Linked DNA regions of Homo sapiens: region 2 is linked to region 1. Evidence: chromatin loops called from intact Hi-C (ENCODE). Cell type or tissue: A673. All regions are shown on one strand. Each heading gives the region's core, and the rest is flanking DNA. Links, peaks and the distances in the headings are about the cores only. Region 1 overlaps IVNS1ABP (influenza virus NS1A binding protein). Region 2 overlaps TPR (translocated promoter region, nuclear basket protein).

Region 1 (8,798 bases), core at 343-8,342:
AAATTTTTTCAAGCATAGCCAAACTAATTTAATGTGTCAGAAGGTAGGATAATGGTTTCCTTTGGGAGCACTATACGGAAACGGTTGGGAAGAGGCAAGAGAAAGGCTGCCGGGATGCTAGAAACCTCTTCTTGACTTGGGTAGTGTTTACACTGGTAGGTTCACTATGTGGTAATTATGACTTGTGTACTTTTCTGTATTTGTCCATAAACTTAAAAAATTTATACTTGAGAAGTTTGTTCTCTAGTAATTGTTGATAATGTGTCTGAATAATTATGTGTTTACTCATAGGGGAAAAATGAAATTGGATTTTATAAAAGGCAAAGTAACTCAATCAGCACAGTGGAACTCTACTATATTTTAATTCATCTTGGTTAAAGAAACATCTAGATCAGGTTTTAACATATGATCCACCACTTTTAGACTTATTACATTGTATAGTCCATCTTAACTATACCATTTCTAATTTCCAGTAAGACAGCTCAGTAGTTAAGGTAACATCCAAAAATTTCTTTCATAGCCATCAACAATTTAAGTCCCCCTGCCCCTTTTTAAAAAAAACTATCAGTCATGCCTGACACAAACAACTGCTTTTCATAATCTTCCCAAATAATTTCTATATTGTTCCATCTTATTGGCCTTTACTGTTTGTAATTCCTGCTTTATGAGAAAAAAATTTCAATAGGGTTTCCTAATTTGTTAATATCTTTTCATGTGGCAAAAATACTAACTCTAAGATATGCTTGTTTTCTCCCAAAAATGTTTCTGTCCAGTTATACCAATGAAATTGGTCCACTTTCCTTTATTAAAGGAAAATTTAAGTATGCTATCAAATTCTCTAGTCAAATTTTAACCTGAGGTTACCTCAGACTGTGCAATGTGTACCTGCACAAACTGAATGTGGTCATCATCACTGCCAAACACCTCAGCCTGTCCATCTAGTAGGTTCCCATCAAGCAGCTTGTGATCAGCTGAGTAGTACAAGGTTTGAACCTGCAAAACAGCAACAGAACACCCATGTGGCTACGGTCACCATGGCTACTCCACTAGTATGCAGATTACACAAACGCCTCAAGGTAACCTCCAGTGTGCTTCTTGAGCTTCTTGACATATTACTCTGGCAGGATCCGGAGGTAAAGAAAAATACATGTCATGGTGGTAAAAATTAAAAAACAAAAACAAAAAACCAAAATCAAATACAAAATCTTCCAATACTGGCTGAAGAGTCGTTGGCTTGATTGGCTTGAAAGAAATCTTCATTTTTTTCATAGCTTCTATCATATAACAGTAAGAAAAAAAGCACTAGTACAATATATACTCTTAAAGAATATACATATTTACAATAAAATACTGAATATAGTTTACACCTTTGCAGATAAGTGGTCTGGTTTGCATAAACATATTTCCTTCCTGTAAGCAATGTCAAGAAAAACAAAGAAAAAACAAATGCAAAAATTCAAGCAAGCTGTAGAGTCATCTCCATTGAGACAGATGCAAATACATGGCAAATGCATCTGACTTTCAAGTGGGAATCATAGAATTTAAAGATAATCTGTTAGCCCTTTTAGACCATAATGATGACAGTGTTTCTGCAGGCCTAACAGATTTGGTAAGCCCTCATAAAGGAACTCCGAAAGGTTTAAGTGGAGAGAGAAACTCAAGGTTACTCCACTGCTCCACCTGCGTGTTTTCAATTCCCACCATTTCTCCATCAATTTTATCTTGTGTATTTTTTTTAAAAGTAGCCCAAGTTAAGTGAGTGACTATATGTATGAACAACACCATTGAAAAACACACAGCTTTAAAGACAAGAATCCTGTAAAGGAGTAAACACCATTAAATCATCATCGTTCTCTGCCCACAGCGGATTTTTCTTAGGAGAACTGGGGCAGGACTGCTGCTTCTTTACGTGTCAATACACTTGAGGTTTCTTCTTGTTTCTTCAGTCTTGGGTATCCTAGTTTTGTTAATAAACCTATGGGGAGATAAATCAATGGGGAGGAACAACCATTAGAAGCTTTTACCTACTTGTCAAATTTAAAGCAAAAACCTGTGAAGAAAAATTAAGAATCTACAGAAAATTTCAGTACCACTTCCCATTTCTAAAGCAAATTACATGCTACTTTAAAGAAAGTTAACAGCACATAATAAGCAAAGAAATAAAAAAAGAAAAGCAGAAGACCAAACTGAACAGTTCATTCAGCTCACCTGGACACCCCCCCTGTTTCTCAGCTTAGGGGTACCTATAGCAAAATTTAAATTCTTTAGGGTCATGGTTATAAAATAAAAGTGAAAGGGAATCCTTCATGTTATAGCAAAATAATTTTTAAAAATGGTTGAATCCCATTTACTTTAAAACTAACCTCTTCCATCAGCTCTTCCAGACTGTCTCCATTCTCCCAGATGCTACGCTGCACCCAGTTGATTACCTTTGTATATAATTTGCCATTGCTGGGCAAGCAAACATTATCTTCAAGCATTACCTCCAACTAGAATTGGGAAAAACAATGACATGGATCAGTGTTGGGCTCCTAGTTCTCAGCTTAATTCCCAATTTCATAATAAAGTTGTCACAGATGCACAATTCATTCCATACATTTACTCTAATTTGTAAGGAACCAGGAATTTGTAAGGAACCAGGAATTTGTAAGGAATTTGATTACTGAATCAAAAACAAAGTAAACAAACTGGTAGGGAGAAACCCATTACGCTGCTAAGAATAACAATATAATTTCAATGTATTATTTCATAATCATTACTCACTTGCTTGAAACACAGACCAAGATTCCACGCCTGGAACTAGATAGTATATATCTGTTTATAGACTTTACTCCTTACCTTTAGCCTTGGAAGCTTAAGAAACTCCTCCTCTTCAGAAATTTGTAACAAATGCTCCTGAATATAAGCATCAACCTTATTCAACAAACGGGAGTCTCCCATACAACTTGCAAAATTTCGGTAAGAGATGCAGCTGGTAACATCCATTCTAGACAGTAAATAATCACCACAAACCTTGGAAAAGAAATATATGAGTGCCAACACTTACATATCTTTTATTCAACAAATATTTAATGTTCAGTGTGGTAAAGACTATGTGAAGATACAAAGAATCAAAAATCACTGTCTTAATACAACAAATGTTAATAGTGGTAATAACACGTATACAAATGATAAACATCTAATTATGCCATACAGATATGTAAGTTTTAGTTTAAGGAGAGGTACAACAAATTGAAATGCTATGTAAGTTCACATAAGTATTTTCAAGTAGAATAATTTGGTAAGGCTTCATGAAACGCAGTATCTGAACTGGGCTCTACAGGAGAGATGATGTTGATGTTGAATGCAGACAGAAGTAGAGAAGATGCTGCAAACAATTTAATTTGGTTGGAGAAAAGATAACTAGGAAATAGTTTTGGAAAGACAGCAACTATATAAGGGAAAATCTAGAAACTAAATGCAGGGATATGTACTGTAAATTAAGGAAGGATTTTTGAACAAAGGAGTGGTATTAGAAGAAGGGCTAGCAAATCAAACTTTTTCTTAAAGGGCCAGATAGTAAAAGCATTTTAGGCTTGTAGGCCATTCTGTTTGTCACAACTGCTCAATTCCGTCACTGTAGCTGGAAAGCAGTGTAGACCATATGTAAATGAACACACATGGCTGTGTTTGAATAAAACTTTATAAAAATAGGCAGCTGGCCAGTAGGCCTTAAGTTTACTGACCCCCATGCATTAGGGGATTAAATGCCTGTTTTCCAAAAGTACTTTTTACTGGCATTAAATTCTAGAAGGAATACTTTTAGAGAGCACAGGAAGTTTAGGAGAACACAGAATTGAGGATATAAGTTATGTGATTAACTCTTAAGAAAAATATTAATTTTAATTCATGCTATCAAAGGCTGACATAGCCACCCTACCAGAGAAGATTGCTGAAAGGGTCAGACTTCAGCCCAAATTATCTGAGAAGAAGTGTGATCTTGCTACATTATTATAGCCAAACAGTTAAAATAACATATTGACTACTCTGAGGGAAAAAAGGGACATGTTCAAGTCCTTGAAACTAACAAGATGTTTTATGACAAATTCAGCATTGCAATCACACAAAATAAGACTCCATAAATGATTTTATTTACTTCTGATACTCTACCTGCTTTACTCGATCCATCTTCAGCTTTTTTGCTGCAGAATAAACATCTTTTACCAATTCCTTATCTGCTTTCAACCTATTTAAAAAAAAAGTTACTTATGATACCAAAGCCTTAAAACACACTTAATTTAAATATATGTAGCAAGACTTGGAATTTTCTGAAGATATTCCCTAATTATATGGTTTACTTCAAATGTACTTACTGAGCAGTGTAGGCATAATTCAACAAGACTTCAACAGCTTCTGGATTGAGATCATCAAATTTAACGTGAGAAATTCCATGAGGATCACTATCACTATTAAAGATTTCAAATAAATAGGGACTGCAGCAAGCTAGCACTGCTCTGTGTGCTAACATTTCATGGCCACAGACCTGAAATTATGAAGAATTATAATTATAAGTATTGTGGATTATGTGCTTCTCTAGCTAATTACTATATCAGATTCCTTTATCTTACATTTCTCAGTATTCTTTTAAAAAATCATTTCATTAAATGCCTATGAAAAAGAAATAAGCAAATCTAAGAACTTATGGCTTTTAGTAATAAAAAATTCTATAAATTTTGAATTAAGTTTTAAATACCTGAAGTCGAACATCACAGAACTGGCCACTTTTCCTCAGGGCATTTAATTTGGCAACAGAAGACTCAATAAAATTTTCATCCTCAAACATCAAATATCCATTGGGAATCATTTTTCCTTATAAATTTGGCTAGATGATGAAAAGAAAGCTGAGTTATTTTACTTGCAACTGATGGTTTTAAAAATATAATGCTAAAGAGTAATACAGTCTCTTTATTCTCAAATTCCATCCTATAAACAACACATAAAAATTTCATCACACAAAAACTTAGCTGAAACAACACCTGTGTTGAATGTCCAAGTCTTTGTTCCCTAATACTTTGGTCATAAGACTTTTAAAGGATTCAAACAGTAGCAGCTATCTCGACAATTTTGGCCAGGTTCCCATGCCCATTAAGCAAATTCATTCTGAAGGGAAGGGAAGGGAAGGAAACGAAACTCCATCCTGCCCAAACCCATATAATAAGTAATCTAAAAGCCTGAAAGGGTGAAATAGCCAGTACATATAGGTTTCCTTGGATTTGGGCTCCTGTCATTCCTTTACCCACAAATGAGAAAAACTGTTACTTATCCTAATCCTAGCCTTTTTCAGTTGTCTTAAAGGGCCCCCAATTTGCTTCTAGTCTTCAAAATTATATATAATCAAGATTTATATGCAGAAAATTGCCTAATGTCTTCCTCCCTTGCCTAGTACACAAACTTAAAAAGTCTGATTAGTCTTGTCACTGTATCTACGAAATTATTTTTATAAATGTTTTGAAACATATACAGTGATTTAAAAAGATGAACTTATATTCTGTTCCTTTCTTTCATATATTCTAAATCACTTATCTCATCAGATTATATAAATATAAATGGGAACTTACAACTTTTTTGCATTTTACCATTACTTATAAACAACTGACTAATGACTACACAAAATGCATAATTAAAAAACAGTGATAGGCTGGGCGCTATGGCTCACACCTGTAATCCCAGCACTTTGGGAGGCCGAGACAGGTGGATCATTTGAGGTCAGGAGTTCAAGACCAGCCTGGCCAACATGGTGAAACCCTATCTCTACTAAAAATACAAAATTTAGCCAGGCATGGTGGCGGGCGCCTGTAATCCCAGCTACTTGTGGGGGCTGAGGCAGGAGAATTGCTTGGGAGGCAAAGGTTGCAGTCAGCTGAGATTGTGCCACTGTACTCCAGCCTGGGCAACAGAGAGACTCCATCTTAAAAAAATAAAATAAAATAAAGAACAGTAATAGGGAGGCCAAGGCAAGAAGATTGCTTGAGCCCAGGAGTTTGAGACCAGTCTGGGAAACATAGTGAAATCCTGTCTCTACAAAAAATGTAAAAATTAGGCAGTCATGGTGGTGGCGCACACCTGTAGTCCCAGTTACTAGGAAGGCTGAGGCAGGAGAAGCACTTGAGCCCAGGAGTTCCAGGCTGCAGTGAGCTATGATCCCACCACTGCACTCCAGCCTGGACAACAGAGATCTTATCTCTTTAAGGAAAAAAAAAAAGGCAGTAAGAAATTTTAATTTGAAGTTACTGATTTATTTAAAGTCAAAATATAGAAAAGAAAAATATGATGTTTTTTATACTCAAATGATTACTGACTTCTCTGCCTTTAAAAAAAGAGTATGAAAGGTTTACTGTACTCGACATCCGTCTTCAGAAAAACAATGTGTCTTAATACTGGACTAGGCAGAGAACATTCACTTACCTACTCTGTTGGTGGCAAATGTATTTCTGGGAACTCTTAAGTAATCCAAGGACAAAGGAGTGTTAAAAGGTGCACTTCGTCAGGGTATGAAGACAGGTGGTTGAAATGAAGGCAGGTGTGTCTTAAGCTCTAATGGTGATTCCAAAACTATCAGGCTTGAAAATGATGTAATCAAGTCCTTAAAAGCTATAGACACGAATTTCTTCTGTGATAATGATGCATCATAATCTATAACAATGATAAATTTAAGTTAGATATTCAGAATAATCAAAGACTGTCATTGATCTAGGTAGAGCAGATCATGTAAAACAAGTCCTGATCTTCAAGAGATTTGACATAAATGGCAAAAATATTCCCATTACATAAAAAAAGAACACAAATGCAATTCCACATAAACATTTTTCATTTAACTTGCAACAACCCAAGTGATTAAAAAAAAAAAAAAAAGTCCTTTCCCAAAGGGCAGGGGCTAATGACCTATGTTTATGAGAGGTATAAAAGCACAAGACTACAAAACAAATGTCAATACTGTTTAATTCTAATATTCTTTATTATTAATTTCCAACTAATATGCAAACATGAGATCTGTTTTGAGCCAGCAAGCAACCTTAGGCATTATTCCCAAGCATATATACTATGTTACTGTTCCTCAAAATGAACTCTGCACTTCCCAGGCTCTGTTAACTTTGTTCAAGTTCTTCTCTCTACCTGGAAGGCCCTTAACCCAACCTCTGCCAGAGGAAATCTTACAGCCATAGAGCCTCTGCCAAATGCTCCCAGTTGGGAAGCAGTTTCTCCTCATCCTCCACATTTAGAACCCTATCTGAGGGGTATTTATGATCTTCCAGCTGGTCTGTTTCATGCTGTATTTATATTCATGCTGTATTTATATATACTTGTTTATCTTCCTTGACTCATGGGCAAACCTTCTGTCTTGTTCATCTTTTGTATCCATCCCATCTCCTCTCTACCAGGACTAGCCTAAAAACTTGAACATAAAGATGAGTAATTTGTTGGAATAAACTAAACAGAAGGGAAAATACTGATGCCTGTGCTTTGTATAATCATTTTTCTCATACACAGTAATAAACTACCAATGGAATCATTCTGGTTCAAACCTAATCTTCAAGGTAATCAGTCCTCCTACCTATTCTCCCTCCCTCATTTTCACATCATCAATTACTAGTGTCAAATTCTGATGGTACTTATTTTGTAATCACCTGAACTGCTATTACACCACTATTAACTCTGGAAACCAGAACTAAGGAATAACTTACCTGAAATACGTGCAAATATATTCATTTTTATGGATATCTTAAGATTATTTGCCTTATACATCAATACAACAATTCTAAATCTAACAATTACGTCAAAGTGAATAATCACTTACCACAGGACTCCACTGCAGGCTGGTCCAGTTCGAATTCAACAAACCTACTATGTTTAGTTCAACATGTGTCCTAACAGGTCTCTCTGTAACAGGTTTCATTTCAAGGAAACCCAATAATGCCAATTCGGGTTGGGATTGTTGTGAATGCTTACCCTTGCATCAAAACTATATCACAGCATTAGGTAATATTGATTTCCTCTGCTCTACCTTTTATCTAGGTTAGTTAATTTGGCTTTTCTCTAAGAAACTAGTTCTAACAAATGTTTTCCAAATATACATAATTCTTTCTACACAGAGAGAACACACTATCCTAAAGAAACCTTCAAACATTTTCAGCCAAGACCTGGCTCAAACTAAGAAAATTTTCATATATATATGATTTATACTGGCATGGTCAATTCACAGGCATAGTTGGCAACTCCTAACTTCAGTTTCATAAGCTGCTCTTAAAATAAGAGGAAGGAGTCCCCATGCAAATTGTTATATTAAAATGCATCCTCTGAAAAGCCAAAAACATTATAATATGAAGGTACTATTTTAAACTTTGACCAGTTTTACTCACTTTTTACTTGTAAACTTGATCTAACAAAAAATAAAAATGGTATCCACTTACTATATTTGACAAATTGAATGATCTACCTAAAATTTATTTTGGAAAAAAATGGTTAAAATTACTGCAGCCCTTGGAGAAAACACTGGAGAATTTTTGGGGCAATTTGCATCAGACAAATTTGTACAATATTATTATGAGTTTTGCAGTAAAATGAATCCTGTATTTAGTGCTTGATTTTTATTTAGTTTTTACTCTAATTCCATGACAGTACCTGATTTTTAGTACATCAAGGTCATAATATGAACCTCATCTCTTTAATATCTACTGATCAGAGTACAAAGCTACTTGATTTTAAAAGCCAGCCCAAATCTAGATGACATTTAAGTTAATGCAAACTTACTTTATTCAATT
Region 2 (11,259 bases), core at 1,367-9,366, 1.0 Mb after region 1:
AAATTCCTCCCTCTATATTTCAACTACGTGATACACAAAAAATGTTTCTTAACCTACAAATTGTTTATAAATGTAAATTTTTGTTCAAAGTATATCAATTTCTCATCTCCCTTTAAAAGTAAGAATAGTATTACCTATTATATGGCTTAATATTCATTAATGTATTTTTCTCTTAAAAAATTTAAAAGTTTTGTCTGTTCTTTAGTTAAAATGAGAATATATCTTGCCCTTTTAAATACCCAGGCCTCTACAGAAACCCAGATACAGTATTTTCCCATTAGTCTAAACAGCTAAGGTTTTACTATGTCAACACTAATGATTTCAGCTTAGTATCAGTTGTTAGTTATCTATTACCAGATAATCACTAATTATTTAATACACATTTCAAAATAAAATTATTTTCTACGACTTCCATACTCTTTTAATGCCCACAACTTTTCAGTGGACCTCCAGGACTTATCCAAGATTTAACAAAATATATGCTATATTGATCCAAAAATCTTTTATTCATTGGAAAAGCAGACCATACTGCAAAGCTCCAATAGCCCCAAATCTTGAAGCATGCAGCTTGATTAGACTGACCTCCTCTGGTTGTGAACTGCTGTTACAAGTAGTCCCTAATTTAATTTTTCCTCTTAATGGCAGCATATAGCATTTATAATACCGTAAGGGTTACAAAATGTTTGCATCTTACAGCAGCCCAATGAGGCAGAAAAGAGTATAATGACAGCACCTAACAATCATAAATATAGTAGACTTTTTATGAGAGCACAACAGTCACAAAGCTAGAACAGGGGCCAATCTCTTTTTACCAATTCAATAAATAAATTTATATATTAGAATTAAGTGCAATTCTAGTTTAGAAAATACCAGAGATATTCAATTCAAAAAAGGCTAATAAAAATCTCACCACTGTTTTGAGAATCAGCAGCTCTGTGATTACCTTCACCTCCACCCATACTTTCTTCTGTTTCTGTACCTGGATCAGTCCCATCACCACCCTAAAAACAAAACGTGGTAACATAATGCTCAAATAAAATAAATATGTTAAAAAAACCGGACAGAATAATTAACCAAACCAAACCACAACAAAAACAAATAAGTAACCATAACAACAAAAAACAAAACAAATGAACAAAACAACCAAAGGTTTTAGTGAATTTCATAAGCCTTTCTATATCCTTGGAAAACAGCAAGTGAAAGAAAGCTCATAGAAAGAACTATGAATGGTTAAAATTCTAGCCAGTTACCTCAGCATCATCAGCTTCATAACCATCATTGCCATCGGCACTACCAGTTCCTTCATTACTATCTTCACCCTCATCTCCCATCCCTGTGTCATCTTCATCATCATCATCATCTTCCTCATCCTCTTCATAATCCTAGTAGAAAGTTCCCCAGGCATAAATAAAAGTTTAGAATATGGCCCACATGCTCTGCATGTCTAGATACCACACTTAGAAATTTAAGTGACTCATTAATCAGAAGATAGGAATTGTCCTGAGAGTTGTATGGGATTAGTACAGCAGCACCAAATACCACAACTGTGATACTTACTGGAATTAGTGCAATAATGATCAATTCTGAATTCTAACTGTTTGCATGAGATTGCTCAAAGATAATATAGACCTCAGGTGTCAGCAAAATATCAAGTGGTCCAGTTTAATTCTAAATTTAAACAGGTGGAGTTGAAGAAAATGATAAAATTACACTATATCAGGAGCTATTTAAAAAATGTTTATTAATCTAAAATAAGAAGCTGTCAATATAGGATTAAACCCCAAAATAAAACAAACAATTTGACCTTATATATATAAAATACACTTTATATATAAAAAAATGACAAAAATGAACTATGGGGCTCCAAGAGGAAACAAAAACAATTCTTGTTTCTTCTTTTTATCTCCGGAAACCATAGCACTTACATTTAAAGCCATACAGTCATTTATCAATAAGACTTAAAATTAGGTCTAATTGATAACAAATCCTAAAAGACTCATCAATTGTCAAAAAAACAAAATGAAACAAAATTTTAAAAATGGGCATTCCATCACTGGCTCTACACTAATTTTCATTATAAAATGTTGATTTCTGAACTAATTAAGATAGAAGAAAAACAATATATATAATCTATTTAATATATAATATATTAAATATATAATATATATATTATATATATAAATATATATAAATATATAACATATATATTATATATAAATATATATAAATATATAACATATATATTATATATATAAATATATATAAATATATAACATATATATTATATATATAAATATATATAAATATATAACATATATATTATATATATAAATATATATTATATATTTATATATATAATATATATAAATATATAATATATATTTATATATATAATATATATAAATATATAATATATATATTTATATATAATATATATAAATATATAATATATAATATATTAAATATATAATATATAATATAAATAAATATAATCTATTTAAGCTGACTGGGAACCAGAATTTACAGCCAATGCATTAGTATCCCAAGGATTTGAGCACTTTCATCCAATAGTTTAAAAACACTAGATGATTTCAAATCAAACTTACCTCATGTTCTCCATCATTTTCATCATCATCCTCTTCTTCATCATCACTGTCAATTACAATGACATCATCTCCTTTGCCTTGACCATCCTGGGATGAAGTTGTCGTCTGCTGATCTGATTGAAGTGGCCCAAGATCTATTTGTAGAGACTGAGAGGTTTCTTCACTGTCTTCCATAGGTGTATAATCTCCCTGGGTAACTCCCTTTAAAAATAAAAAAGTTAAAAAAGAATTAAGAGCCCTATAAACATACCTAAAACTATATGTGAGGTATTATTATAGGTCAAAGTAAAGAATAATGAGTACTTATGGACTAGCAGCATTTAATTTAATTTTTTTTTTTTGAGACAGTCTCGCTCTTGTCACCCTGGCTGGAGTGCAATGGTGCTATCTCAGCTCACTGAAACCTCCGCCCCACTGGGTTCAAGCGACTCTCCTGCCTCAGCCTCCTGAGTAGCTGGGACTATAGGCACCACCCCACGAAGTCTGGCTAATTTTTTGTATTTTTATTAGAGACAGGGTTTCACCATGTTGGCCAGGCTGGTCTCGAACTCCTGACTTCAAGTGATCTCCCACCTTGGCCTCTCAGAGTACTCAGATTACAGGTGTGAGCTACCTCAGCCAGCTACATTTAATTTTAAAAATGGCATTTCAAGTATTTTTGAAGAAAGAAGATGAACCTTTGAGTTTCCTTAATGTCTTCCTATAGAAGAATTATCATAAATCTTATTGGTTAATACTCCAATAAGAAAAAGAGAAAAAAATATAAACAAATATTTGTGCATTCAAAACTACTAGCGTGATATCGCGTATCAGTGCTGTGAGACAGGAATATGTCATGTAATTTTAAATTTGTTAGTAGCCACTTAAAAACAGGTGATTAATAATATACTTAACCAATATATCCAAAATATTATTTCAACATGTAATCAATGTAAAAATTATTAACCAGATATTTCACATTTTAAAATTTCTACTAAGTCTTCAAAAATCTGATGTATATTTTATATTTGTATCAATTTGGACAGCCATATTTCAGTTGCTCAATGGCCAGGGCGGTTAGTGCACAATACAGCTGCAGACCAAAGTCAGAAAAGAAAAAAAAAATACTCATGGGTCTGCAATGTTTAAACAGAAGGTTTTCCCAAACTAGAACTAATTTGGAAATGCAGTGAATAAATAAGCTATTACCACTGTCTTTTTACAAAGAAAAGCACTGAATACATAAGTTAGTATCATTGTCCTTTTACAAAGAACTTCTTCCCTCCTCAAAATTCCAATTATTCCAAGCCTTCAAACCAAAATAAATATATCAGATACTAAATAATTCCTTGCTCAATCTATTTCCACAATTCTATTTTGTTAACTACTGAAATAAACTATTATTTTAACTTCATTTATAATATTTACTATCAAAAGTTAAATGTCTTTTTGGCTTAAGCACTCACTAAAATCAATTTTTTATACAAGCTAGCAACAGTATCTTTTAAACTAAGACATTCATAAAAAATTACATATGCCGTAATGGAAAAAATGAGTAAGTCATGGTATAATTTAAAAAGTGCCTCAAAGTGACATGCTTATTTCAGAAAAAGCAACACTTGAAAAGAACGTCTGCTTCACTGTCAGAAAATCAGAAAAATGAACTGTTACACATTCAGTAGACAATGCTAGAGGGGTGGAATAAAAATCCAAATGGTATTTTGGAGTCACAGACAATTTTGCTAATTTCAAGAAAAAGCTTTTGCAGAAGATTTCAGTATAATTTAACCAAGTCTGACAAGAAGGCAGAAAATCTTATTATTTTCAAATTGTTATGTTCTTCAGAAACAATGCTCTCTGAAGGATAGATGAAAAAGATATCATTTATAGTACGCTCTGAATAAGTTATTTAAAATGCTTGGGTCCAGAAGTGTTTCAGATTTTGGATTTTTTAGAATTCTGGAATATTTGCATATCCATAATGAGACAGCTATAAGATGCAAGCATAAATGCAAAATTCACTTATGTTTCATATACAAAGGTGTATACACACAGCCTGAAGTTTATACACACAGCCTGAAGTTAATCTGACACAATATTTTTAATAGTTTTGTGTATAAAATGAAGTTCTAACTGTTTTGACTGTGGCCCATCACATGAGGTCAGGTGTGGAACATTACACACGTGGCTTGCAATGTTGGCACCTAAAAAGTTTTGAATTTTCAAATTAGGGATGTTCAACCTGTACTACATAATCATCTGAAGATTTAGTTTAGTGTTTTCAGTCAAAGAAAGCTGGTAAAATTAACTTACAAAATAAACGCAGCTAAGAAACTAAAATTTACTTGCGATATGGCTATTTATGGTTAGCTTGAGACAATTCCTTAATTTTACATGATAAAATAATTATAGCATAAGATGATCCAGAAAGTTTATACAGACAAAAGTACTGTTTCAAGCTTAGGACAGTTGAAAACTACACAGCCTGGGTTTGAATCTGAGCTCCAATGCTATGTGAACTTCGGTACACTACTTTATCTGGGTATCAGTTTCTGTAACTATGAGGTATAATGAAGATTAAATTAGTTAATAAATAAAAATTTCTTAGATCAACATTTGGCATATAGTAATGAGTTCTGTGTTAAATATTGATATTTAATTACTATCATACATTGTGATTTGAGAGACCAAAATAGATGCCATTTTCTCAACTAAGACAAACCCTAAGGTTAAGGAAACAAAAGTTACCCGTAGGTCAAGGGTTCAGGGCCTGTCTGGCATGGTAAATTTCTAAATTCATATGGTTACAATAAAAAAATATAAGCCTTTGCTAAACTCCTCTAACTGGAACTATCGGGCAAGTTATCAGACTCCTATCTCTGATTTACAATCCAGACCACTACAACTCTGACTGTAGAGAGCACTGGCAAGGAACTGCAGACACCTTAAGCTAGTTTCAACCTGCTTAAAGAGGCTGCGCACAAACTGTCTTTGTGTCCTGTAGTTCACCTTTTGTTCACTCTTCACGTAAAGAGCCAAATTCCAGCTCATTTTCATGCTAAAACGCTGCCCCAAAGTGAACATGGGATGTATATTATATATATTTACCTACTGTTTATATGCTCAGTTCCCCTCATAAATATGTATAGCGTTTCCCCAAAACCTGCTGAATATGCATGACTCTATTGTGTAATAAGGACCCTGTGAGGCATAAAACCACACCTGTCCCTGCCCTGTGTGAAGACAGAACACCTTTGGTCCACGCTGGAGACTATTTCTTCCTCATGAGCAAAATGATATCACTAATAAAGCTCTCCTTTCTATTAAACACTATTTAGCCACCCTGGGGGTCTTCTTGATGACAATATGAATTCTCATTTTGTGGGACAGAAGGAAGAAAGGAAAGTAATAATATTCTGAGTGCCTAATATGTGGCAGGTACTACTTTAGGTATTTTACAATCCTAAAAATTATATTTTTTGACAAGTGAGACAATGCAGGGAATTAATGATATGCTTACAGTCACAAAGCTTCCTAGTGGTGGAGCTAGGAATGACACCTCATGCTTTGTAACTTCAGGGTCTATATTCTCTCCGCTAGTAAAACTGCTAGGGGAACCTCAATGAGAGATCAAAAAATGAAGAGGTATATAAATGCATTTCCTTTTATGGATTACTTTAATTCTGTAAGGGAAATAATACAGGGGAGTAAGAGAGAACCAGCAAATGGGGCACTATAAATTAACTCAAGATGCAACCAGCACTCTTGTATTTCATGTAATTAAAATAGGGAAAAATCTTGGCTCACAACTCTAAAAAATCTGGAAATCTGTGCTATATATGAACAAAAACATTTCTTTAATATAAGTTTAGAAGGCAGTACACTATACTCATAGGAGTAAAAGAAAGCAGACTCTGCAATGATTAATTCTAGTAGTATTTCATTACATATAATAAGAACAAGCTAAAAAAAAAAAGACCAAATAATGTTTCAATTTGTCAAAGCTAATTTCATTCACGAAAAGCAACGGTGTGGTACTTTAGGTATGTTTTTACTTACTTCTCCAATGGAATCTTGAGAATCCTGGTTGTATACCTGAGTCTCTACCTCTCCATCAGTACTTTCTTCTGCCATAACTTCTTCCTGTATCATAATACACTAATATATTAACCATATCAGTGTAGTAGATGAAGGGTTACCTGTTTTTGTTAGTTCTCTCATTTGAAAAAACCCTTCAAATCTATATTTTATGAAACTATAGAAAAATAAAAAAATTTTATTTAAAAATTATAATCACATTCCTCCTCAGTATACACAAAGTAAGGTTTATGAACATTAATACATGCTAATACAATTAATTTAGTAGCCTTAATGTTTGATTTGAAACCTGCTTCATTACAATTTAATCTTAACCACAAAAAGGAATATAATTTTGGCTAATCTTAGAAAAAGATAGCAGGTAACAGTTTATGTCCATGAGACTTAGAAACTTCGAGATGAAATTCAACTTATGTTTTTATGACTGAGCTTTTTTATTGAAATAGAAACAAATGCAATTAAAGATATGCAAGAATATAAAACACTGTTGGTAATAATACCTGGGTTGTCAGTGGAATCTTTGTAGAAAGTTCAATAAAAGTGTTTTCCAGATAATATATTTTGGCCCCAAAAGGTTAATTTTCTTTAGGCTGTAGCTGAAAAGAGTACCTTAACTCTACTGGTAAAAGTTAAAATACACAGAAAGAACTTTACGCACCTCAGTTCCTACAGGTGTGACACTTTTCAACTTCTTTGGAAGAGGCATTTCCACTGTATCATCAGAGACTTGGTCTGATGCTTCTATGGTGCTATCCTCTTCCTCTTCACGTGTACGCTTTGGCAAAGAAGAACTGGGGGTAGCCGAAACTTTGAAATTATATAAATCTTGAATTAGAGCATGATAATAACTCAATTTAGATAAAGATAGTTTACCCAATATGGTCACTTAACTAAAGGAGAACACAGTAAACATTTAATTGTACAGATTACTAAAATACAATCAATCAACTCCTAGATCAATGTCCATCAACATAATTTGTTTCTGCTAAGCTATGGGTAAACAAAGAGCAACTTATGCTCTGAGTCAATGTTTTTATACCAACCCAAGCTTTGCTTAATAAAGCCAGCCAATTTTTACAATATATCTGGTTCACTGAGATTGTATTACTATGTTGTTATCTACAAAGTTTACATGGGACCTTCTATAAAACTCAGGACTCCTTGAATAAGAAAAAATGTACACTGTATGTAAATCAGTATATAGTCTTATCTTAGGTGTCTTTTAGTCCTCAGGACTTCCGTTAAATTATATACAATGTTTTGCATTAATATGTAAGACCAGTAAAAAAAATAACTGGAGGGGGAGAATCATCTTAATGACAAACAACTGATTTAAAATAGTCATATTCAGTAGTAAACATGAAATAAAATGTTAGTAATATATTCATTCATTCTAATTCCTGGTAGAAAGCATGTATGCACAAAGAATACTTGTGATACGTATTATATCCAAGATATTATAATTGCGTAGGTCTATTCTAACTTCATTTGTACAAAGAATACTCAAGATATATATACTCAAGATACACTCAAGATCTTATAAATGCATAGGTCTACTCTGACTTCATTTTAAAATTAATTTTACCTGTGCCAAATACTGCTGTGGAAGTAGAAGGCCGCTCAACTGGTGAACTCTGAACAACCTCTACTATGTTTGAAGATAACTCTTGATTGGCAGGCTCAATCTGAGGATGACTCTGTTGAGTGGGTTGCACAAAAGCTGTAGCCTGTGTTTGTTGCTGAACAGTTAAAATAGGTTGAGAGATAGAAGGCTGGACATTAGGACTAGTAGAACGAACGGATCCACTTGTGCTTCCAAAAACTGGAACATGTTCCACAGGCCCTTCTGACTGCATAGCTGAAAAATAATTATAATGCTGAATATAAGCCTTCTACTTTTATCAAAGCTGAAATTATCCTTCCTATTCTGTGGTACATGTCACCTTTCACACAGATTTGGCACTTGGTAGACAAATACATTGTAGGTAAAGGTAATGTATTATGCATTTTTATATTCCCTATGTAATTGATATGGTAGCATGCAATAAAATGTTGCCTGAATTAAATAAATATCTGTAACTGATTTTGCATCTATTCATTTAAATTACTGTTGAATAAAATTAATGAAATTAAGCTCAAAGTAAAATTAGAATTTTTCATTAAGCATCATTTAGTTTTTAATTGATATAACAGATAGTAAATTTGATTAGTAATATATTTAGTTTATTGGATGTAGCTGAAATAAAACATTCTCTACTTTCACAGCACAGAAATACTTGAATAATTTACTGAATTCTAACATTTGTCAAGATAAGAATCTAAGGAAATATGCAGGTAGCAAAGTTTTACTGAACACCTACTGTGGAGTTAGGTAAAGGGATTAAACAATAAGAAGCTGAGATTTTTGCCCTTGAGGAGCTCAATGTAGTGGAGTAAAAAGCATGTATACCACAGAATAAAATACAAAGTTGTAATTGCTGTAATGAATAACAAGAGTGTCATGGGAAAAAATTGAAGAAAGCAATGAAATGGTCAGTTTCAGTGAGAAAGCAATGTTGGATTGAGCCAGTAATTCAGTATGATTTTCCAAAGTGGATTTCATATATTCTTTGTCATTACAAGTGAAAATTTTGGTCCTAGAAGTATGTCCTTCAAATATTAAACACCCATTTTTACAATGACGTGACTTCAGCTGTAGTGGATGCTTCATTTGTCTTTGAAATTACTGTCATCTTCTCATAATAAATCTAAATAAGCAGTCTCATCAGATCTGTATTATTTTACTAACCTTCCTGTGATTCCACTTGTGTAGTGGGCATCACTGTAGCTGTTGGGGTAGTAGTGGGATTTGTAACAGTTGCAGGTGTAACCATTGGGCGGATACTAGCCCTGGGTGTTGACTTATTTCCAGCCATAGCTGCAGCTGTCACTTTACTTGGAGTAGACACAACAGGAGTTGGCTTGATATTGGCTGTTGGTGGGTCTGATGTGCTGGCACTTATAGAGGAGAAAATGGAAGAATAATTAATAACAAATTATTATGCAAATACTTTTAAAAACACAGTGAGTATAGGTCTCCATTTTTTTGTTCACTAAATATTTCAGAGCCTTATTAAAGCTGTTTTGAATTTAAGCATTAAAAACTACACAGGGAATGCTCCAGAGTGGTGCATCCTGACAATGTAAAATGTATCTAGCTGTTGAATTGCTGAACCCAAGTCTCAGCCCAGCATTTTCTATCTGTCATCATGTAACATCACGGGGAAAATCAGTAGCAGCCTAACTTAGAAACCAACTGTAAACTAAAAGATGAGAGACGTTTTCTCTGTCACAAAGCTTCATCTGATAGGACTGAAAGTATGGTGAAAACAAGCTGGCAAATACATGATACAGTTCTGCAGAGAAAACAACTCTTTAGTGTATGTTTTTACAATAGAATACACAGATTTCTTTTTCCTAAACAGAAAGATCACTAGATATTCCCTGAGCTTTAAAAGAAAAATAACAGACTATGAAATAACTAAAACTCACATTCCTCTTTCACCAGAAGCTGGAGTTGTTTTCAATGTGATCTGTCTCTGCTGTTCAGGGACCTATAAAGAGAAAGCTCTTGATTGTTGTTCCTAGCCCACAAGAGTCCACTAAAAATGCCACAAAAAAATTGTCATTATTGTTAATTCTCTCCGCATATATTGAATTTTAGCCAAAATTCACTGACAAAGGCTCCTATATCACCAAGCACTTTCAAGTAAAATGTACAAAGAAAAACAATTTGTTACTTAAGCAGAATTAGCTAATCACCTTATTAGAAGGTTCTTGAGGCTCATCTCTCTGCTCAAGGTGTCTCTCTTGATGCTCCCTGAGTTCTCTTTCCAAGCGACTAATTCGACCTTCATATTGGGACTTTAGCGCAGTAATGCGAACATCCAATTCATCTTTCTGCTGATCTAAGGCTCCATTCCTTTGTTTAAGCTCCTCATTTTCTTTAGTTAGCTGATCTTTTACACCTAAAGAAGTAACCAGGCGATTATATTAATATTATAATCAAACATTTAAAACAGCATTTATGCACTTAATTGGCACATGGTCACATCAGATTCTACTACTATAACATCTACATTAGTTATGATACATCATACATCTCAATGAGCAAAGTTCTAAGTACATTCATGCTTTAACTTATTACTAGAATATAAAATATACTTACTCCAACATAAAAATTTACTTTTTCCTAACTAAAATCTCAAAAAGCTAAAGATCCTAGTTAACAGAAGCCCGTTTATATTTCAATGTATCATGCAATTCATTACTATGAATTGCAAAATTTTTATTTCATATAATCTACAGCACTGTTTAAAAATAATTCAAGAACTTTTAAAATCAAGTAAGTTGTTAGGACACTGTCTTAGAGATCATTTTAAAAAAATGCCTGTAACAAAATCCAACTGATTTGACATTTTATTTAACTACTCAGCAGACTGATAGGCAAGGCTGAATAAAGCCCTGAGCCTTGAAGAACTAGGTTCTTCATAAATTTGACATGATACTCTCCCTGAAAAGCTAGAGGGGTCCTCCA

What was found. Hi-C counts contacts between places; a loop is a spot of excess contacts. Peaks named below come from ENCODE experiments on the same cell type or tissue, not always from the same donor. Only the 100,000 strongest peaks of a DNase experiment are listed, where the experiment ranks them.
Region 2: a loop joins it to region 1, with 4 times the contacts of the local background. A loop is called at or near these places in 3 of 110 quality-filtered maps.

Annotation. Positions count from the first base shown.
Region 1 is chr1:185,304,651-185,313,448 of GRCh38, forward strand. It overlaps IVNS1ABP (influenza virus NS1A binding protein), which reads right to left. Exons shown (of 15, transcript NM_006469.5): 2 at 6,445-6,672; 3 at 4,733-4,861; 4 at 4,353-4,522; 5 at 4,150-4,225; 6 at 2,839-3,012; 7 at 2,364-2,489; 8 at 886-993. The coding sequence starts at 4,843. Among named protein-coding and RNA genes, the nearest start is that of IVNS1ABP, 8.2 kb to the right of the region's middle. In A673, for the core only: no CTCF peak of the experiment used is centred there; a DNase peak (open chromatin) is centred at 5,121; H3K4me3 peaks cover 1,501 bases; H3K27ac peaks cover 1,779 bases.
Region 2 is chr1:186,324,854-186,336,112 of GRCh38, forward strand. It overlaps TPR (translocated promoter region, nuclear basket protein), which reads right to left. Exons shown (of 51, transcript NM_003292.3): 34 at 10,485-10,690; 35 at 10,215-10,276; 36 at 9,472-9,680; 37 at 8,269-8,541; 38 at 7,342-7,490; 39 at 6,645-6,728; 40 at 2,607-2,807; 41 at 1,251-1,382; 42 at 911-1,001. Among named protein-coding and RNA genes, the nearest start is that of PRG4, 34 kb to the left of the region's middle. In A673, for the core only: a CTCF peak has its summit at 6,099; no DNase peak of the experiment used is centred there.